Regions from separate parts of the Homo sapiens genome. Here region 1 is linked to region 2. Evidence: chromatin contacts called from ENCODE Hi-C or POLR2A ChIA-PET data. All regions are on one chromosome and are shown on one strand. The core of a region is the stretch at or near the end of the contact, and the rest is flanking DNA. Distances in the headings are between cores, read along the strand shown. Region 1 overlaps NCAM1 (neural cell adhesion molecule 1). Region 2 holds the start of NCAM1-AS2 (NCAM1 antisense RNA 2).

Region 1 (2,761 bases), core at 150-2,649, 240 kb before region 2:
CACACCATCTGGGAACCCCAAGTAACAACCCTTGGATTCACTATCCCTTAACAGAACACAGAGAGCCCATGAATTGATAAGGGCCCATCGTATCTTGGGGAGCATGGAGCCTTACAAAGAGAGCTGCAGGCCAGTGCTATCCATGCTAAGGCCAGCCAGGACCTTCCCTGTCACTTCCCGTGGCTCTCATTCTCTGGGAACTACAGGCTTATGAAGCCCAGAAGCTGTGTCTATGCCACGGTCACCTAAGTCCTGATCTTTTCTGGAGTTCACTGGAGCATTCCTTAAAGAATGAGAAGCTGAGTCCCCCCAAGAAAGTTTGCTGGACCATATGCTGAGTATTAGCAGCCAGCTTCAACATATGGATCCTGTTACCCTCGTTCAGCCCTTACTGCTTTGAGAAGGATATTCTTATCCCAAGTGAAAAAACAGCCTTCATTTGTTCAGCTCTTTTCAAACAGAACACAACTCTCAAGGGGCAGGAGAACACGGCAAGGCTGAGGAGTTTTCATATCCAAATGCGGCCAGGATCTATCTCTGGGCCATGGAGAGAAAAGGGAAACAAGGCTTTCAAAGGAATTCCCTGCTTAACAGGATCCCACGCACACATTTATCATCACAGAAGTTTTTTTTTTTTTTTTTTTTAAGGGTGTTTCTTTTACTTTATTTGCAAAATATTCTTTTTTTTATTATTATACTTTAAGTTTTAGGGTACATGTGCACAATGTGCAGGTTAGTTACATATGTATAAATGTGCCATGCTGGTGTGCTACACCCATTAACTCGTCATTTAGCATTAGGTATATCTCCTAATGCTATCCCTCCCCCGTCCCCCCACCCCACAACAGTCCCCAGAGCGTGATGTTCCCCTTCCCATCACAGAAGTTTTTAAAGGAAGAGTTATCCATTTAGACGCCTGGCCTTTTGCACAGATGGAAAAGCTAGTGATTCCTCCCTCAAAACACCAGAGACAAAGCTGGCCCAGAGGAACCCCAGGTTCTCTGGAAATCAATGCTTGGATGTTTTCCACTGCAGCACAATGGCTGATTATTCTTCCCCAAACACGAAGCACTGAAATACTAGGTTTAATGATAGTAAGTGGAAATCCTGCTTTGATCTCAAAACTCCTTCCCTCCATTGCTTGCTGCCTGGTCCTTTCCTACTCTGTTACTATTTTCATTGTTCCCAATACAAATTCCTACCTCAACTTTCACCTTTTTTTCAGTTGCATATGTAAGTGGAATTTCGTCACTGGGCATAACTCCCACCTTAAAAGGCACTTATGTAAACATTTCTCACAGACGAAGTATCCCATCTCTTGCTTTCCATAAACACTCCTTGCGTAAATACTGCATCATCTTAGCTGGATTCAAAGACACGTGCTTATGAACCTAGGTATTGGGCTGGGCAGGACCCAGGGGCAGGGACAAGAGGCGCTTCCAACAGTGCTTCCCACGCCTCCAAGAAGCACTCATCCCCCAAGCCCTCTTTTGTGGACAGTTCACACTTTCCAGTTTACAAAACACACTTCATTATTTCATCAAACAGTTCTGAGTGATAAAAAGGCCAATATTATTGTCTCCACTGTATGAACGTGGAAATTGGGGCTCAGAGAAATAAAATAACTTGCTCAGGGTCCCTTAGTTAATGAGCACTAAAACCAAGATTAAAAATCATCTACTTCTAAGGCTTGAACTCTTCCCCTAAACCCCTCAACTACTATAACCTTCTGTCCATCTCCAAATAGGTTTATTATAACCTATTAGTTACCATTTACACTCTTTCCAAATCATAGGCTAGAAAGAGCACAGTCTTTGTACAAAGATCTAACATCAGCCGGGCGCAGTGGCTCACGCCTGTAATCCTAGCACTTTGGGAGGCTGAAGCAGGCGGATCACAAGGTCAGGAGACCCGTCTCTACTAAAAGTACAAAAAATTAGCTGGATGTGGTGGCACACACCTGTAGTCCCAGCTACTCGGGAGACTGAGGCAGGAGAATTGCTTGAACCCGGGAGGTGGAGGTTGCAGTGAGCCGAGATCATGCCACTGCACTCCAGCCTGGGCGACAGAGCAAGACTCCATCTCAAAAAAAAAAAAAAAATTCTAATATCAAGTTGCTGCCATCATTTCTCTCCTGGTTAACTATAACTGGCCTCTTTGCTCATAGATAATCACAGCATTATAGCCTCTATTTTACATATGGGTAAGGGACGCTCAGAGCCATAAGTGATGATAATGATAGGGTCAAGATTCAAGACTGGGTTGCAGTTCCAAGTCCAGCCATTTCTCCCACACTATTCTATCCCTTGTTCACAGACAGAAAAAAAGTTCTGTCTTTTGAGAACCAAACAATCTCCCTCTCCCCACCTCAGTTGAGTAAAATAGCCCCATGGGAGACTGATAGATTTTGAAATGTGTTTTCTGTTTAAATGTCTTTTTTTTTAAACTGATGATATGTTCTGAAAGGAATGCCAACTCTTTTAGCAAATGGCTTCAGGTGTAGATAGATGTTTTGTAACTCCCAACTCCCTAGCAGAAGTAGGCTATAAAGTCTTAGCTGCTGAAGAAAAGTGAATTAAAATTTCAGTTCCTAAAAGATGCTCAGGTGCTTATCAGAAGAGGTGGGCAAAGCAACAGAGAATAATTTGTTCTGATTTCAAAAAAGAGTTCACATGAATCAGCAACTTCTTGCAGTAGTTTTATTTTATCGGTTTTCTTTTCAGATTCCAATGGGCTTGAGGAGGGAGGAGCTGACAGCAGA
Region 2 (2,700 bases), core at 50-2,549:
TAGAGTTGTGAAAGGTTTTCCACATTCTTATATAGCCTTTATTACATTCAGTGAAATTCTGTTTAAAAACACACATTCTCAGTCTTCAAATGAAAATCAACAAAAATATATGGCTCACTATAACTGTGCTCACAGTCAACTTTGTGGAAGCGCACCTTAATTTGCTTAGTGAGAGATATTATATATACTACTTGATTTCAATGTTAGCTTTTGTAAAGTAGCTCTTTGTTCTTAACCGATGGTATCTTGTTAGAAACCCAGTCCTATCCATTCCTTGACTCTTGCAAGTTTAACTGGCAGAAGACTGCAAAATTATCAAGTAAACATGTGACTTAACCATTCCAGATCGTTCAAGCGAACAATTCTTCAAAACATCCAAAATTTATACTAGAATAAACTCAAATTTACTATGCAATTGCACAACCTTTCATTGTATTTCTAAAGAGCAGAGGACACAGAAAGAGGAGAGGGGCAGCCCATCGGACTCACTTGACGTATTAAGGTTAGCTTGCCTTATATGTAAATTTTCATATGCACCCAGCCGAGCACACAAACTCAGTTACCACTGCCCTGGACATGCTACATTTGAGTCCAAAAAAAAAACAAAAAAAAAAAAAACAAAAAAAAAACCTCAGATATATATACATATGTATATATACTTGTTGTTATGTTTTCATTTTCATTCTAACCCTTTGACTTGAATTCTTTGATTTTTTTAAAAAAAAACTATGGTACAAAAGACATTTTAATGGGAAATTATTTCTCTTTGGAAAACCATTCAACTTCTTTCTTTTGTTAAGCAACCTTGTATGTGTTTCACGTTCTGCCTTCTTCCCATCCTCAAGGTACCGGGCCAGGAAAGAGGTCGCTTTCATTCCAGGGAACACTGGTTAGAATGCCTCCCCTGCCTGGGCATCCAGGAACATCCCAGTGGGAATTCCTGGGCCTGCAACTTCCACGGGATCCAAATACTGATGACTGTACCCATCACGATGATGGAAAGGACCGCCAGGCGATCCCCCAAAAGGCCCACCAAATATCCGGGCTCCATTGTCACGCTCCCACCCGGGGGCGAGGATGTCTCAAAAACACCCCCCTTCCCCCGCCCCATGTGGACAGGTCGCGTCGCGGCACCCACGGGCACCGCGGAAAGGGGCATAACCGGGGTGGCCCCCGCCCAGGTGGCAGCGGAGACCCAGGGCCAGGCGGACTAGGCTTGGTCCCCACCCCTCCTCTCCGGGCCCTGCCACGGCCCCGCCCCGCCGTCAGTAGAGCCCCCGGCCCGCGGTCGGCCGGTCAGCGCACGCGCGTAGGTGTGCCTGCCAGGATGCCCTCCCCGGCGACGCGCTCAGGCCCGGATTCCGCGGCGCGAGAGTGAGCGCTGGCGGGGGCGGTGGGATGCTCCAAGTCGGCGTGAAAGAGGCGAGAGTGGGCGAGCACGGGCGGCCGGACCAGGAGCACTCCCGGTGACCACCTAGTCTCCATTTTATTTCCTCGGAAACTGCCGGGCAGGCGGGGGACCGGCCGCAGGGCGGGGTTTCTCTTGGCGGTGAGTGAGCGAGACCGTTAGGCTGAAGCACCGGGAGACTGTCCTGGCAGCTCCTGGCCGCCACCCGCGCCGCAATAAAAGCCTCTCGCGGCTTCCCGCCCAGCCAGCTTCGCACTGATTGGTCGCCGTGGGAGGGACCCGAGTTGGCTGGAGGCGGCGGCCGAGCGCTGCTCTTGTGCCGCCCGCGGAGGGGGCGCACTGGGTGCTCCCTGGCCCGCCCCGTGCGCTCCCCAACCGGGGGTCGGCCGTCCAGGGCAGGTACAACGGTACCTGGAGCTGCGACCGCGACACACAGCCCCTCCGCCCGGCTTTCCTCGATCGCTTCCCAGCACACGCCCCCCGCCCAGAATGTCCGCCCAACCCACCCAGCTCTCTGCGGCCCCTGCTTTTCTTCCTTCCCTCCCGTCCATCAGAGCCAAAGCGCAAATCCTTGGGTGGAGGTGGGGGGATGACAGCTGGAGGGGAGGGTGGGCACGCACAGAAGAATTTTCCAGGGAGGCCGGGATGGAAATAGCCAAAATGAAATGCACCTCCCTGCACACTGCCGAGGTTCTCTGGGCGGCGGCGCAACCCCCGCCACCCGCGGCAGCATCACTACTGTCTTCCTCCCAGCTCCCTATTGTTCACACTTTGCCAGGATCGGGAACCTCGCCCAAAGAAAGGAGACAGGGCGAGGTGTTTCGGGCGGCTACCTGCCATTCTTCTCCCGCCCCGTGCAACACTGGGCACGCGGCGCGTGTAAAGACACACGCGCGCACACGCGCGCGCACACACCAGGCAGCCCCAATCACGCCCTCCTCGCCCTCCGCCCCTCCGCACTTCCTCCTGTCAAAACGCGGCGCTCGACCCTCCCATCCTTCAGTGCTCGCGGCCGAGGGTAGGCTTTGCAACTAACCAGCAATTTGGCAAATGAAAAACTAACGTCATGTCGACTGGGGTGCAACAACGGTCACACCAACAACAACGGCCGTGCGATTCTGCCCATTTTGCCCCATTTTGCAAACCGTTATTCTTCTGGGGCGGGGGAAGCAAAGCAGCGATCCTGACTTTATTAGACCCAGGAATATAACGATCTGGGGCGGCTGCCCTAGCCTTATTGTTCACTCTTCCCGGAGCCGGGGCTGACAAGCCACTTCCCCCTCGGAATCCGA

What was found. Hi-C counts contacts between places; a loop is a spot of excess contacts on that map. ChIA-PET counts read pairs that join two places held with the same protein, here RNA polymerase II (POLR2A).
Region 1: a map of heart left ventricle shows a loop between it and region 2 (2.9-fold over the local background). The contact joins the enhancer-like site here to the promoter of NCAM1-AS2 in region 2. A Hi-C loop is called at or near these places in 1 of 168 maps with a recorded cell type or tissue (heart left ventricle). POLR2A ChIA-PET finds 5 or more read pairs at or near these places in 1 of 52 experiments (HEK293).

Annotation. Positions count from the first base shown.
Region 1 is chr11:113,197,714-113,200,474 of GRCh38, reverse strand. The region is part of intron 1 of NCAM1 (neural cell adhesion molecule 1); the gene reads right to left. Among named protein-coding and RNA genes, the nearest start is that of NCAM1-AS1, 75 kb to the left of the region's middle. Within about 2 kb of position 1,399, at least 3 of the 41 ENCODE cell types and tissues checked have a DNase peak (open chromatin) inside an H3K27ac peak, as active enhancers do.
Region 2 is chr11:112,962,059-112,964,758 of GRCh38, reverse strand. It overlaps NCAM1-AS2 (NCAM1 antisense RNA 2), which reads left to right and starts at 1,299. Exons shown (of 3, transcript NR_120563.1): 1 at 1,299-1,549. The region is part of intron 1 of NCAM1 (neural cell adhesion molecule 1); the gene reads right to left. RefSeq lists an enhancer at 2,619-2,700.